Regions from separate parts of the Homo sapiens genome. Here region 1 is linked to region 2. Evidence: read pairs that join two places in POLR2A ChIA-PET (ENCODE). Cell type or tissue: Panc1. All regions are shown on one strand. Each heading gives the region's core, and the rest is flanking DNA. Links, peaks and the distances in the headings are about the cores only. Region 1 holds the start of THSD4-AS1 (THSD4 antisense RNA 1). Region 2 overlaps THSD4 (thrombospondin type 1 domain containing 4).

What was found. Peaks named below come from ENCODE experiments on the same cell type or tissue, not always from the same donor. Only the 100,000 strongest peaks of a DNase experiment are listed, where the experiment ranks them.
Region 1: POLR2A ChIA-PET joins it to region 2 with 16 read pairs; 2 of 35 experiments call an interaction of 5 or more read pairs at or near these places.

The regions. Positions count from the first base shown.
Region 1 is chr15:71,185,416-71,193,755 of GRCh38, forward strand. All of the region lies in intron 3 of THSD4 (thrombospondin type 1 domain containing 4), which reads left to right. THSD4-AS1 (THSD4 antisense RNA 1) reads right to left here and starts at 3,644. Exons shown (of 3, transcript NR_120351.1): 1 at 3,401-3,644; 2 at 10-91. In Panc1, for the core only: no CTCF peak of the experiment used is centred there; no DNase peak of the experiment used is centred there.
Region 2 is chr15:71,279,585-71,287,924 of GRCh38, forward strand. The region is part of intron 6 of THSD4 (thrombospondin type 1 domain containing 4); the gene reads left to right. LOC124903521 (a long non-coding RNA gene) reads left to right here. Exons shown (of 2, transcript XR_007064701.1): 2 at 1-8,340. Among named protein-coding and RNA genes, the nearest start is that of THSD4-AS1, 95 kb to the left of the region's middle. In Panc1, for the core only: no CTCF peak of the experiment used is centred there; no DNase peak of the experiment used is centred there; H3K27ac peaks cover 1,106 bases.

The DNA.
Region 1 (8,340 bases), core at 94-8,093, 94 kb before region 2:
TTGGCCTACCTTGTTTTCGTTATGCTGAGGCCACATGGATCTGCTTTGATTTTCCAATTTCTATTACAACCGTGGCTTTGAGAGCATTGTCCTTAGAGTGAAAAAAATAACAACAATATCTGTAGAAAGCACTCAGAGAAAATGAAGGCCATAAAATGTCAAAGTACAAATGAATTATGTAGAATCTTTGTTTGAGAATATTTCTGAGTAGCATCGAGAACATTCTGTTCTCTTCCTTTATTTTCTTCCTGTGCCTTTCACAGGGAAGACGTGTCACAGAGATACAGACCCGCAGGAGGAGGGCTTATTGTTTAGTATGGATTTATTCGTTGATTCAGATAATGCAGGAGGTTTATTGAACACCTACTGTGTGCCAGGCACTGGAGATATGCTGGTGATGTACCCACCCCTCCCTGGAAGAGCCCGGAGCCTAATGGGGAAGACAGGAATAAACAAGTGCAGTGCAGTCAGGAGGTGCACTGCAATGGTTAAAGTCTGGCCAGAGTTTGTGATCACAGAGGAGAGTGACAATGATGACAGTGACAACCAACGTTTGTTAAACACTTTCTGTATGTTGGGCACTGTGCTTTCTACACATTATCTATTTTTTAATCCTGGCAACAACTTTGTGTCGTAGAAGCTACTATTGTCCCCTTTATACAGAGGAAGAAATTGAGACTCAAAGACAACATTTCTAAGCTGAATCTTAAAAGCAAAGTAAGAATTATCCAGGGACAATTTTGTAATTAATAAGTAAGATGCAATGGGGGGAAAAGAGGCATTATCCACAGGGAAGAAGGAAGGGGCCATGATTCTGGGATGAGGAATAGCAAATACAAAGACATGGAGGAAATGGATGAGATGACCTTTGTGTGCCAGGGTGGCAGTGGGAGCCAGGGCAGCTGAACCTCATTTACACAACCTGGTCCTGCCCATGGTTTTGGGATTTCAACTGTGTGACCTGTTGTCATGGAAGAGCAACCTGTGTTTCCCAATACCCGACTTCAGCTCTCCTTGCCCCTCAAGTGGCAGAGCCACTTAATTAGATAATGTTCCCATGTGATTGGGGTGACGAATTCAACCTTGAAGTGGTTGTTCCAGTGACTCTGAGATTAAGCTCAACAGCTGGGCGTCTCTGGGAAAGCTGGCAGGGCTGGCAGGATCCACAGGGATGTTGAGTTCTTAGTCTTCCAAGCTGGACTTCAAGGGGCCTTGAGCAAGTCACTTAACTTCTGTAACATTTGCTTTGTCCTGCAGATGGCCTGAAAGCATGTCTGGTTCAAGTCTGTATTCCCAGAACCTACCGCAGAGCCTAGTACATGATAAACTGTAAAATGGGGATACCAGTTATTATTGCAAGGCATTTCAGGTGATTAATGATATTTCCAATGAAAGCCTCTAAACTGCTCAGTGAAAGGTAAGGAATAAATGAATAGTCCCCTTTCTCAAGTTTGCTTAATTAACTAGTCATCATTGATCTAAGTCTTTCTATTTAGAGTTGGCAGATATTCGTTGTACTAGGAAAACCATCTTAGCCTCTGCTTCATGCAATTTTAGTTTGCAGTGGGTGGGTACAAACGAAAGCAAACCAGAGGTAGAAGTTTTTTCCATACATAGGGCATGCCTAGTGGAAAAGCAGCCTTTTCAGCAGAGGAAGGCGGGTCGAATGTGCAGCAGGACAGAAAAACCCAGAGCCCTGATTGTGCCCATTGTCCAATGACTGCTCCTTTGCAAGGGCTGATCCCTGACATTGAATGGCGGGAGGGTGATGACTGCATTGAAATATCTGCTAATAGGCAAGGCCCTCCCTTCCTCCACACCCTTTCTCCTCCGTTAAAGACTTTCTGGAAAACAGAGCAAAAACAATGCGGCAACCCCAAGGGTTGATGAGAATTGCATTCTCCCTGCAGCTTCTATTACTCTTGTGCCTTTGTCCCCGTGGACTTGGTGAAGGGTATAGCTGTCAGGTGCCTCTCTTCCCTGGTGCAGGGTAATCTGGACTGATTGACTTGTCCATTGTCCTAAGGTTGGAGCTAAAAACAAAACAGGAAAAGCTGCTTGATGAGGATGAAGAGGAACTTGGTGGCCAAATGCTGTTGCTTTCCAGGCATTGGACACAAGGCTCATTCTCTCTGAGAAACTTACATCCAAAGGCAGTGACTTTGAAAGGACCGTGGCTGTGGAATTAGAGACAGATGCGTAGCTGACCATGAGTAGATATTAAATTGTATTAAACTATGCAAACCGCATTTCTCATGCAAGGCTTGTTTCTACCTTACATCAGCCCTTGAGCTGCATTTGCATTTCTATAGAGAACGAAATAAAAGCAGCATGTCACTTACTCATTTCTATTCATAACTGTGAGCTGTTATTCTAGCTCTCATCTACCCTACACAGCACTGCCAGATTAATCTTCCTGAACCTCCATCAACAGCGAGTTTGGTTCCCAGCATTTCACTGAATCAACTCATGTTTATAAGGCCCAGGTGCTGAGAGGGATATAAACAGACTTAAGACGGGACTAATTTTAAGGTAACCAGACATCCTGCTTTGTCTGGGACAATCATTGCTTATGCTTGTTATCCTGATACAATTATTAATAGTGCCTCTTTTCACTCTCAAAAGTGATCCTGATTAGACAATGAATTACAAGGTTGCCCTACTCATGTCTGTCAAGTGTTCATAAGATAAAAGGGGTGGAAAGGATGAAGGTAAATACGGTAATTTCAAAACAAGGTAGAGATTGGAGGTAGAGGAGTTAGGTGTTTGCAGAAGGAAGGGAGCCATTGAGGCTGAGAGTGATAGGGGAGGCTCATTTAATTCTAGGACTTGGCCTTGGCTTCGAAGGATGATGATGACTCAAAAAAGGGGAGAGAGGCTGGCGAAGGTGTGGGAGCCGTGAGAGTTAAGGGTGTATTCCATGACTCTCAAAGGGTCACCTAGATGGAGCTTCCTCTGGGAAGAGGAGAGCAGGAGCTGTGAGATGGGAGGGACAGATCTGGAAGGCTTGAAAGGCAGGTGAGGAACTTGTGCTTTACCCTGGGGGCTGAAGGAAGCCATAGAGATACTGGTGTGAAATAGCCAAGGTGAACAGGAGGATTCAACTGGTCCTGGCGTAGGACTGGTCATCTCATCACCAGTGAAGACAGAGGATCTGACCTGCAGAAGCTGCCTCCAAACCATCACACCATGCTGCCTGCCCCTCTCCCATGGCCTGCATGATTTCCTAGGTAAATTAAAAATTTTCACCCATGACAGGGTGAGGCAAATGGATGTTCTGGTGTCTTGGTTTCCAGAAGCCTCCAGCCAAGAGTTGACATGAGCTTGCTGTTTTAACATCAGTTAAAATAATTATTGTAGCATGATTTCTGACAGGAACAAAACAAAAGGATACACTTACAGGAGCAGGCTGTGCAGTCAGGACATGCGCGATCCTTCAGAGGGCCTTTCGGGAGTGAGTGACTCGCCACAGGGTGTTTATCTGTCATCCATATGGGGAATCATCTTCTTCATAATTTTGCTCAACTGGAATCAGAGCTAAGGCTCCATGTGCACAGCGGAGAGATTCATTTTGTCTTGTGCCTGCCTCTTCCTCCTTTCTTCCTTCCTTTTTTCTTTCTTTCAACTAGAATCATTGAGTACTCAACATATGGACACACCCTAAGCCAGCTGCTCTTACTCCGTGGTTGCCACAGCAACCCAGTCTCGTGAGATCAGAGCATCTTCATTTTGCAGATGAAGAAAATAAGCTTCTGAGAGGGTAGGAGAACTGCTGGAGGTGACCAGCTATATGCATTGTTGAGCACCTTGCCAGGGTAATTACATCAAGCAGGTCTCTATGAATAGTTTGATTATTTCTAGTAATGCTGTTGAGGAAATGAAACCAACAGAGAGCAATACTAGGTCAGTGGTATTCAAGCCTGACTGTGCATTAGCACCATTTCAGCACCAGGTGCTTAAAAAATACGTTTCTGGCTGGGTGCGGTGGCTCACGCCTGTAATCCCAGCACTTTGGGAGGCCGAGGCAGGTGGATCACAAGGTCAGGAGATCGAGACCATCCTGGCTAACACAGTGAAACCCCGTCTCTACTAAAAATACAAAAAATTAGCCAGGCGCAGTGGCGGGCACCTGCAGTCCCAGCTACTCGGGAGGCTGAGGCAGGAGAATGGCGTGAACCCGGGAGGTGGAGCTTACAGTGAGCCGAGATCGCGCCACTGCACTCCAGTCTGGGCGACAGAGCAAGACTCCGTCTCAAAAAAAAAAAAATACATGTTTCTGGGCTCTGTGCCCCAAATGTTCTGTTTTAGTGGCTCCTGGTGGAGCTTAAGAATCTGTGCATTGTTTTTTTAAGTCCGCTAGAGTAATAGTTCTTCAACCACAGTATGTATCCATTGTTAAAACACAGATTCTGGGCTTCCACCCCTTGAGTGTCTGATGCAGGAGGCCTCTGGTGGGCCTAAGCATTGCATTCCATACTGCTACTCTGAGGAGGATACTCAGAACTGCTGCGGGAGAGGCTGCTGATGCTCATCCCGCCCACGCACTGCTGGGGTGGAAGGCTCCTGGACTCTGCATGCTCAGATGGTTTGAGTCTATTTTGTGGAGGGCATGCTAGGATTAGAAGAGCTAGACCCGGGATGGCTACATATGAGCCATCCCCCCTTCCTCGAAACCTGGGGTAGACATCATTTACTGACCACTGTGCTCTTTTTAACTGAGTCCTGGCTCAAGGTCCCTCTCATCTCTCTGTAGCCTGCCCATACCAATCAAATGGTGTTGGCTCACAAGCCAAACCTTTTATTGTTTGCTAAGCTAGACATTCTAACCGACACTTCCAAAATCAGTCATTGAAAAATTCTGTTTGTTTGTGGAACGTGTGCCTTAATTGTTCATGAGAGGGAACCCCCTGGGGAGTGGTTCTTGACATTGGCTGCACATTAGAATCACCTAGGAAATTCAAAACAAAAAGAAAACCAGACTATTGGGCTCCCTTCCATGTCTGAGGTGGGCTCCAGCTGCTAGCAGCTTTATGAGCATTACAGGTGATTCTAAGGTACGGTTAGGGCTGACAGCTATCGGACTGAGGGGGTTGCTAGAAGCTGTGCAAACTCTAAAACTAGTTGCTAACTCCTGTCCTGTCGCTGAAGATTCCCCTTGCAGAGCATCCCCTTTTCTTCTATGCATCTCTTTATTTTTCTGACAAACAGAATAGAAAGGAGAAGCAGCCAAAGGCCTGTTGACACCATTTTTGTCTCAGAGGCTTCCTGACAGGAGGCTGAAATGGGTGGTAGCCACTGTCCTAGAATAGCTAGAAAGGAACCATTTTTCTGGAGCAGTTCCCAAAAAATTCGTCTCTAACAGCAGAAGGTGTCACTCCCCTCGCTTTCTTACCTTTTGTGAATTTTGGAATGCAGAAGGTCCCATCGAGAGGAAACGTTTTCACACAGAGACTCCCCAACTCTCAGCCCCATGGTTTTCCTCTCTGCTCAGTGCCAGCCCTCCCAAATTTAGACTCGCGTCCCCCTTCATGGCTGCCACTCATGCTTTACTAAATTGCTCTTTGTGGAAGTCACCAACACACCCTAAACAGCAATTCTTCTCTTTGTTCTCCCTGAATCATCCGACTCTGTTGATCACTCTCTCTGTTCCTGGGAACGTAATTTTTCTGCTTCCTCTCCATTCCTTCTCTGTGTCCTTTACTAACCTCTTTGCCTTCTCCTGCTCCTTAGTGGGAGCATTTCCCCAGGGCCACCATCTTTGTCCCATAGCACTTTTCTACACACCGTCCTTCCCCTGGGATCCCTTCCCCAGATCCATGGCACAGGTCTGACTGATGTTCTGAGTCCCAGTCTCCCAACAGTGTCTGTAGAACTTCTTGTGCCCACCAAATTGGCCCTGTCTCTGGACTCCCCTATTTTTCTTCTGGGCACCAGTGTTTATGCTGATCTCCTAGACCTGGGCTGTTGGTCGCATTAAACTCTGTTATCCGGTTCATGTCTGGTTTGCCTTTCCTTTGTGCTGCCTCTCACATTGGCCATTCGTGCCTTTGCCCATCTGTTAATTATTTGCTGCGTGCCAGGCATAGTGCTAAGTACATCTGTTATTCTACTTAAACTTCACAGCAACCTTATGAATCAGTAGGCAGGATTATTATCATCCCTGTTTTATCTCTGAGGAGACAGCCTTTGAGATGGATAGGAACCTTGGCTGACTAGTGGTGGAACAGAAATTCAAGCTCATACTGAGCCCCTGAGCTCTCACTCTTCAGTGCTGTACTTGGTTGTTCCCTCCTTGCCGCAGCCCACTGTTGCAATCTCATCTCCTTTTACCCTTCCACATATGAGTCGGCCCCACATGAACCGGTTTACTCCCAGGTCTCCGGGTCTCTTCATTCTTTTCCTCCTCTATATTTTTGCCCAAATCCTTGGTGATATCTGATACCCCAAGGGCAGCACCACCTCCTATGCTTTGCCTTCTTCTTCTTCTTCTTTTTTTTTTTTTTTTGAGATGGAATCTCACTCTGTCACCTGGGCTGGAGTGTAGTGGCACGATCTCAGCTCACTGCAACCTCCGCCTCCCAGGTTGAAGCGATTCTCCTGTCTCAGCCTCCTGAGTACCTGGGATTACAGGTGCCCACCACTATGCCCAGCTAATTTTTTGTATTTTTAGTAGAGACGGGGTTTCACCATGTTGGACAGGCTAGTCTTGAACTCCTTACCTTGTGATTTGCCCACCTCAGCCTCCCAAAATACTGGGATTACAGGTGTGAGCCACCGCACCTGGCCTTCTTGACCTTTCCAAACTGTCCAAATTCCAAAAGCCTTTTTTTGATGTGTACTGTCTTGTGTTTTAAATTCCTTTGGTGGATTTATTTATTTATTTATTTATTGAGATGAAGCTCTGTCACCCAGGCTGGTGTGCAGTGGAGCCATCTCAGCTCACTGCAGCCTCCACCTCCCAGGTTCAAGTGATTCTCTTGCCTCAAGTACCCGAGTGGCTGGGATTACAGATGTGCGCCAACACGCCTGGATAATTTTTGTATTTTTAGTAGAGGCAGGGTTTCACCATGTTGGCCAGGCCAGTCTTGAACTCCTGGCCTCAAGTCTGCTTGCCTTGGCCTCCCAACGTGTTGGGATTACAGGTGTGAACCACCGCGCTTGGCTCCTTTGGTGAATTTTGAAGTGAACCTGTTCTCGACAGTTTTTTTCCAGGTATTTCAGCATTATTCTCCTAGACGGGTTATAAACTCTTTAGGATAGGAACTAGACTTATTTCAGTGTCCTGCAGTTCCTAGCATGCTTCCTTGCTAGAGCTGACCTTCCTAGAGTTGACTTATTTTGACTTCATACTCTTGTCCATGACAACTGTCTGTGTGCAGGACAATATGAATAAGGATGTGAGATGCTGCCCTACCCTCGGGGAGCTGTTCTGCTAAGGTGCCCGGATTCCCTAACAGCCCTCTGCACAGCTGTAATCTCTTGTTAGATTAGTTTTCCATCCTTCATGGGAATCGTTTTTCTTCCTACGTTTCTGTTTTTAAAGTTTGCATAAAATGGAGACTTGGCTGCACACCAGGGAGGTTTAGGAGAGAAATGAGCAGTGGGACCTCCCCAGCCAAACCTGGCTGCAAACCGCTGACTGCACAGGAATACGAATGACTTCTAGTGGGATGGGCGGGGATCCTGGGGGGATGCTCTTCATTCCTGCTTTTGATCAGGAGCTGGGCCAGCTTTGGAAATCTGAGTGTTGGCACAACTCTCAAATGGTCCTGCTGCTGTTATTGTCTGGGGTTTCTTACTGGGCGTCCACACTCAGAAAGGACCCCCTCTTTCCTGTAAGCTTGCTTCTCACTGACTGGCACAGCTTGGTGATTGGGGTGGTGGTAGAGACGTGGGCCATACGGAACTAGGAGCATAATTTTCACAAGCACTTAAACTTGAACAGAACAAGATTAGCAATATTAACACGCATTACACTGAGATATGACGCACAGGGAAATACCTCTAGGTACCCTTGGGATAACTGTAATGATACATGACTTAGGATTTCCAGATCCTCCTAGCTGCTTGGACTGTGGTTCCAGGCCCAGGTCACAGAACCTTGGTTACCTAAAGGAAGAATGGCCAGGGTTGGTGATATGGTTTGGCCCCCATCCATATCTCATCTTGAATTATAGCTCCCATAATTCCCACGTGCTGTGGGAGGGACCCGGTAGAGATCATTGAATCATGGGGGTGGTTCCCCCATACTGTTCTCACGGTAGTGAATAAGTCTCATGAGATCTGATGGTTTTTCTTTTCTTTTTTTTTGAGACGGAGTCTCGCTCTGTTGCCCAGGCA
Region 2 (8,340 bases), core at 222-8,221:
TGGAGGGTGCCTGGGGCATCCGTACCGCCCTGGCTTCTTGGGCCTCTGCAGCCTCTGCCTGTCTGAATCAGCTAGTGGAGTATCCTGCCTCGTGGAAACTGGCAAGGGCTGCACAGGGGCTCCCAAATGAAACTGTGACTCAGGACTGGACAAGCGAATTCGAGTTCACACAGAATGGAAAGGTGTACTTTTTCCCCTTTAAAAAAAAAAAACACAAAGATTGCTACAACATGTTGGCATTGATTCATGCAGTCACTTTTTGTTCTGTACAAACAGTGGCCTTGGGGTAGCAGGAAGAGCAATGGGCAAAGGACACAACCTCAGTGCAAAAGCCCTAGCTCCCTTGGACCACAGTTGCATATCTAGAAAATTAAGAAATAACTTCCTCTTGTTGTGAGGTTCCGGCGAGATGCCATGTGTAAAGCACGTGTATCAGTGTTGGACATTCCACTATTGGTGACTGGGTGCCTGCTGTATGCTTATCCTCCAGGTAGAGCTTCCAGGAGCAAGTGGGACTGGGCGTGTGCAGATGTAGGGGAAGGGTGTTCCAGGCAGAGGGAACCACAGAAGCAAAGGTGCTTGGGCAGAAAATACAGGTGTTAGGAAACATCGGCGAGTGTCCTTCCTCTGGAGCAAAGAACTTATAAAGGGGAACAGTGTAGGACGAGGTTGGCCTGGAAGTTTGGGGCCAGATTATAGAGGGCCTCAAACAGGAGGCTAAAGAAACTGGACTGCCTTTTATGGGCAGTGAGGAGTTATTGGGGTTTGTAAGCAGGAGAGTAGTATGATCAGAGCTGAGCTTCAGGAAAATTAATCTGGCAGCAAAATCCTGCAAAACCTCTTTGGAACAAAAGGGGTGAAAATAAATAATTTGAAAATTTGGCAGTCATGTTTTCAAATATGTTCTGAAATGTGTAAGCTATAATATGTATTTTGAAATGATAACATCTTTCTTTTTCTGTTCCTGCACAGCAGCCAAATTCCTTGTTCATTCTTTATTTCTTTTCCTCATTCCCTCCCTCCCTCCCTCTCTCTCTCATTTTTCCTGTGTTTCTGTTTCTTTCATTGTTTCTCCTGGTTTCAGTGTGTCTTCCTTTCTCACTCACCCAGTCCCTCCCTCACTCTTTGCCCTGTTCTGTCTTTCATGGTTAGTGGTGTTTTGGAGGTGTGTCTAAACCGAGCCAGGGACTGCGAGTTCCAGGACAGTCCTTCAAAAAGGTCCATCTGCTGGTTTTTGTGCCCAGCATACCCGCTGTGAATGGACTACATTACTGAAGGCTGTGAAATCACCCAAATTTGATCTTCAACTCTCATCATACAAAGTATCGGTATTTTGAATTTGTAGGTGAATCATTTGTAATTCATGGGGGCAATGTTTCTACAATTGAACTTTCTGGACTCATCACCAAAAGGTTCAGTCAGCTTCTGTAACTTGTGGGTTAGCAAGTGGATTCTATAGATACGCCCCATGTCCCTGCCCAGGCAAACTTAATAAATGTGTTCAGACCTTAGGTGTTCATGGATTTAACTCACAGGTTTGTGATTCTTTGTGGGTTCCCCTGTGGGTCTGTGGCACAGAGTTGGGCTGAGGTATGAATCCGAGAAGTCTACTTTGCAAGACACATGTTATGGAAAAGGGTCATTTATCCTTATTGTTCTGCGCATTCATGCATTTGTAACAATGCTTGTTAATTAAAACATTGTGTTGTGTCTGTGAAAAACAGCCATCAGGTGAGAGCAACATTTAGTGAAATCTGAAAGTAGGGTTAACTTGTAGTGTGAGGCTATGCACAGGAAAACGCATATGGCTCTCCATAGAAATGTGATTCAAGCGAAAGCTGGGAGCCTCTATAAACATTCTTGTATTTGTGGATCTGGGAATTCAAGAAGGTTTCAGATGTATGCCTCAGGAATGTCAAGAGTCTGCTGTATATCCAAATTTACAAAACAGATAAATTATTGAATGACTATTCAGGTTGCAAAACGATTCTTCATTTTATTAAATATTTACTGCACATTTACCCTAGAGAAGTTCTTTAGTAAATATAGTACTTGATTTACAGAAATTCAGTGCGTATGACTGTTTCTGGATATATGTATTGTGTTAAGTGGGATCCTTTCTCCATAGCATGAAGAAATTTTAAGATAATCTTTTCTCCATTTGATAAATGAGTTTGTATATATGAAAGGCACTTGTTCAGTAATTATAGAGTTGGTTTTTTACCATGAGGAATTTTGTATCTTAGATGACTAATTTTCAAAACTGATAAAAAATGTTCCTATTTGTCGTGTTCAGCCATCAGCAGTTTCACTGTCCTTTGGCTTTGGCTCATGTAGTATAACCATTAAAACCCTGACTCTGATGTTCACCTGCTCCGGGACTAAAGGCCTCAGATTCCCCATTAGGGAAAGGAGGATAATAGTAGTATCCCCCTCAAAGGTTTGGGAGAAGATTAAATGAAATAGTTCCTACACCTGACACCTGGTATGGGCTCAATAAATGTTAGCTATTATTACTATTTACTGTTATTTTTCTAGTCCCAAAGATGAGGTCAGCTAACTTATGCTGAGTAATATTTTATTTCCAAAGGAGTGTTTTTTATTCAACTTTTCACATTTTGATTTTGTTCTCTCTGTGGACTATTGCGCATTTTCCCAAATGAGGAATGTTTGGCATCTCACTTAAACCGTGGCGTCCAGCAGTCACAGGAAATGCTGCCTTATTTGGTGCTTGGATTAAAAGTGTTCTCAGAGTTCACTGATTTATATCCCTGTCCAGCTGTACCATAACCTGGTATAGTTGTAAGAAATAAAATTTAAAAAAGGAAGAAATAGGAAAAAAGAAGACAAGGAGATGTGTTACTTGTTTGTAAATGTGAGGTTGATCCTGTAGCTGTCAACAGTCCTGTTTCTAGGGGTAGCCATTGCTTGTCCAGTGCTGCCTTGGTTCCGACATATCCTAGCTAAGCTCTGCTCCTTGACTTTGACGGTCCACATAGGCCAACACCCACAGTTAACCCACACTTACTTTCCCACCATTCCACTTTACACTCTACCAAGCACTTCACTCTGAACTTGCTCATGTAGTGACTTCTGCTAGGATTCCTGCCAGTGCTGTTCATTTACCCAGATTCTATCTAATCTTCAGGGTCCAACTCAAAGCTTACCAGATCCATGAAGGCATCCCCAACTACCTGACTCCTCACTGATTTCTTCCTTATTCAACTTGCGTATCCTTTTCAGCCTGGGCCCTATAACAGAGTACCCTATTTTAATTAATTGTAGTCACAATAATACTTACAAACATGCACATAAAGTTCTCTAGCCCCCAGAGGATTTTCATGTATATTATTTCTTTGACCTGTGAGGTGGGCAGGTTAGATTTTTTTTTTTTTTTTTTTTTGAGACGGAGTTTTGCACTGTCACCCAGGCTGGAGTGCAGTGGCACAATCTCGGCTCACTGCAGCCTCCACCTCCCGGGTTCAAACGATTCTTCTGCCTCAGCCTCCCGAGTAGCTGGGACTACAGGCGCGTGCCACCACACCCGGTTAATGTTTTGTATTTTTAGTAGAGACGGGGTTTCACTGTGTTAGCCGGGATGGTCTCCATCTCCTGATGTCACGATCCGCCAGCCTCGGCCTCCCAAAGTGCTGGGATTACAGGCGTGAGCCATCGCGCCCGGCCAGGTCAGATCTTTGTAACTCTGTTGTATACAGTTGCTTGGTCAAGCTCATATGGCCAATGAGACTAAGAACTTGAACACACCAAGTCTACCAGCCCTGTTGCTCACATATGGTTTTACGTCACTTATTTCTTGAATGTTAATATTAAATGTTAATATTATCTCCTTAAGTAGTCTGTAGTATTTTTGATGTTGAGAGAGATGTCTTTTACTTCAGAACCTGTTAATGGCGTTTGACCCTGAACCCAGCTCATTAAAGACTTGGTCCCTAATAGTAGTAATGTTTATTGAATATTTACTATGTGGCAGGCAGTGTGCTGGGCTGCTTTACAAGAAGCATCTCACACAGTCCTCCGAGCACTTCTGTAAGACAAAGGACATTATTAAGTTTAGGTTTAGGGAGGTTTAGCAACTTGCTAAGATCAGATAGATCCAACAGCTAGTAAGCGGCTTTAACTCATCACAAAGATTGGTCATCATGGGAAATTTTTTGCCCTATTTTTAAAATTCATATTTCTACATAGCTTAAAAGTGGAAGGTATCGTTGACAGTGGGCTGCATTGCTGGGTTTGGGGGCAAGGGGAAGATCTGCTCTGTTGAGAGCTCAATGCCCAGGGATGGTAAATGGAGACTCTGGTGGGGGAGGGAAAGAGCTAGCCCTTTGTCCTGTTGGGATTCTTTACTTTAGAAAAGAGCAGCCTTATGTATCTCTTGCCAGAATTTCACATTTTAGTTGGATTAAATTATGTCAGTACCATCATATTCTACTTAAACAAGAGGTACAATGCCTTTTCTCTTAAGTGTCCTTAGCTCTAGACTCGAATGGATGAGAACCCTGGAAATGTGGCCCCAAGTAGTACAAAGAAAGACTAGAGATGTCTACACATTCTTATGAATGCGTGTGGGATTTTCATTGTGCACAGTAGTGTATGCCTGTTTGTCTTAATAGAAAAATGCTTTTATATTCCTTGCTATTGAGGAAAAAAGATATGATTTTTGGATATTTTAAAAATTGGGTTGATAAAAAGAGTGCTAATGCTACATTATAATAAGTTCTGGGTCCAGGCAGCCTCTCTCTCTTTGTTGGTGTTATATATTGAGAACAGAAATTCATACACATAAGTGTTGGGGCATTCCACACAGGGAGATATTCAGCATGTTGCCAAAGAAGTGGTTCCATGCTACATTTTCAGGCATAGGAATTACATATAGGAATTTCGGTAGGTATTTCTTCATGCTGAGAAGCCAAGTTACTTCTATAATATCATGGACCCAAAGTGTTTCTGATTTCAGTAACGACAACTGTTGCTCTTTATTTTGACCCATGTAAATAATTATCTTGTCTTCACATGTAAATAACCTAACTCAAAGACTTACAGACCTCTGGATCTGAGCTCTTCATGAAAAACTCTCAAACCTTTTCATATTAGCTCTTCTTTGCAATGGTGGGTTTCAGCTATGAAAGAAAAAAGTTTCCTAAATAAGTCAATTTCTGAATAATAAAATAATTCATTGTATCCAGGTCTTTACTTTTGTGTTTTGAGAACATTTGTTTTCTCATTAAAAAAAAACAATTCAACAGTAAGTTTAAGAACACTAGTCATGACCTACCCAGTCCTTCCCCCTCCCCATAGCTAGTATTCGAGTGGATAAATAAAGCAAGCTTTCCTAGGAGGCACTTTTTATTGCAATGTTTCTACAAACTAATATTCAACCACTGTCTGCATTGACTCGTTTCTTTTTTTGAGTGTGTTGTTCTCTACTGAAGCTGTCTGTGCCTTCACCAGCCTCTGTCCAGGCTGCTATTCTCAATTTTAACCATCCGCTCTACATCTTCAGAGATGTAAGTACCATTCTTACTATGAATGGAATGGAATAATAATACTTGATTAAATATTACTCCATTAAATAATTTACAGCTAAGCATTTTGCACACTAATAAGCCTTCACAAATAATATTATAAACAGAACAAGCAAAGATCATTAAATGGACTCATCACTAATATAAAGCCTCCCAGCCAACTGGAAGGTCCTGTGACTATTCCTTCACTTGTGTCTGTTGAGTAGTTTAAAATGTGTTGTTTGGTGGTATTATTGATTTTTGGCTTGGCTGTCTCTTTTTGCTCCAAACCAGGATAGTTTGTGTCTACATGACAGGGCTTCACCAAATGTTCTCATGAATTGCGCTTCACCTCCTAAAGTGTTTCTGAAACTAACTCCAAATAAAATTTCAAGCAACTAAGTACTTCACTAATTGTTTTCCAATGAATTGTTCCAAACCCCAACTTTTCTCTTTTATTAAAAAACAGCCGGGTGTGGTGGCTCATGCCTGTAATCCCAGCACTTTGGGAGGCCAAGGTGGGTGGATCACTAGGTCAGGAGATTGAGACCAGTCTGGCCAATATGGTAAAACCCTGTCTCTACTAAAAATACAAAAATTAGCTGGGCGTAGTGGTGTGCACCTGTAGTCCCAGCTATTCAGGAGACTGAGGCAGAAGAATTGCTTGAACCTGGGAGGCAGAGGTTGCAGTGAGCCGAAATTGTGCTACTGCACTCCAGCCTGGGTGACAGAGCGAGACTCCGTCTCAAAAAAAAAAAAAAAAAAAAAAAAAAAAAAAATTCTAGTGATTTTTCTTTAAAAATGTGCGTAGTTTCTTTATTAATATCATTGCAAGAATTTTTTTTTTCATTCAGCTAATACTCAGGTTTTTTTCTACCAATTTTTTCAAAGTGAGGTTTAGGCGCATTTATATATCCACAGTGATAAACACTTTATTTGATGTATTTGTTCTACGCATCTTAGATTGTGACCAGTTTACTCTAAGTTGGGTTTGGGGTCATGCTTTTACTGTTGTTGTTACTATTACTGTTATCTGTTATCAATTTTATTTTTAACTTTTAAGTTCAGAGATACATGTGCAGGATGTGTAGGTTTGTTACATAGCTAAATGTGCGTCATGGGGGTTTGTTGTACAGATTACTTCATCACCCAGGTATTAAGCCTAGGATCCATTAGTTATTTTTCCTGATTCTCTTCCTCCTCCCACCCTCTGCCCTTCCATAGGCCCCTGTGTATGGTGTTCCCCTCTATGTATCCATGTGTTCTCATAATTTAGCTCCCACTTATAAGTGAGAACATGCAGTATTTGGTTTTCTGTTCCTGTGTTAGTTTGCTAAAAATGGCCTGCAGCTCCATCCATGTCCCTGCAAAGCACATGATCTTGTTCTTTTTTGGCTGCATAGTATTCCATGGTGTGTATGTACCACATTTTCTTTAGTCAGTCTATCCTTGATGGGCATTTGGGTTCCATGGCTTTGCTATTGTGAATAGTGCTGCAATGAACATATGCATGCATGTGTCTTTATAACAGAACGATTTACATTCCTTTGGCTATATACCCAGTAATGGGATTGCTGGGTCGAATGGTATTTCTGACTTTAGGTCTTTGAGGAATTGCCACACTGTCTTCCACAATGGCTGAACTAATTTACACTCCCACCAACAGTGTATAAGCATTTCTTTTTCTCCACAACCTCACCAGCATCTGTTATTTTTTGTCACTTTGATAATAGCCATTCTGACTGGTGTGAGTTGGTGTCTCATTGTGGCTTTGATTTACATTTCTCTAATGATCAGTGATGCTGAGCTTTTAAAAAATATGCTTGTTATTGTCAATTTTATAGTAGGGAAATTTCACTATAACTTTTGCTGATGTGGGGTTATTCCGAATTTTGCCTATTATCGTTCACATTTTTGGTCATGTATACCTCAAATTTTCAGTCTTTAACAAACAACATTCCTATGAGTAAACATATTCCTGTTTAAGAAGAATGATATTTGAGTCAAAGTCGTAGTCACAAAGAAATTAATACTAAACAGTGTGACTGCCTGGAAGATATGCCCGACAAAATGAAATACTTAGGATGTAAAAGTACAGGAGTAGACTTTTGGGTGGCTTAGTATGGCAGTGTTAGATGCTTGTCTTTACAGAAGGAAATGGGAGAAAGTTCATTGTTTTTATCATTTCATCATGCTGTGTTAATACTTGATATTTAGAAAATTGTACGTGTCCAAGAAAAACTGAAAATAATCTTATTATCCCATGATGTTTTTATATAAACCTACAGATCTAGACTTTTACCCATTGCTATATCTGTAATAAGCATTATGGAATAATGCTGATGTTCTTCCATTCTTTGATATGCATGAGGATATTTTTAAATTTAGATGTTTTATATCCAAAACAGTTCCAGACACTACCCGCAAAAATAATCAAGCTTCACGTGGTGAAGAGAACGAGGGATATGTTCCTGGGAAAAGCCCTTAGCCAGAAGGCTTAAAACCAGATAGAAACTTTAAAAATAGCCTTTTGTGAGGCAAATGTAACTTGCTGAAAATCGTCTTGCACAGTTTTGAAACTAGGATGAACCCCCTGCCACCCAGGAGTCCAGGACCACTCTGTGGTCTGATGCCAGGAGGATGTACTTGCATATTTCAGATGCTTCATATTTTGTTTTTGATGTTCTGAGCTGGTAGAGTTGGGTGCAGCTCTTCTTGGATTGATAAACCATGTTCCCAGATGTTGAATTCAAGAAGGAATTTTTAACTCTTCCATGTTTAAAAATGATTTCTATGGCTGAGAGCTAATACACTCCCT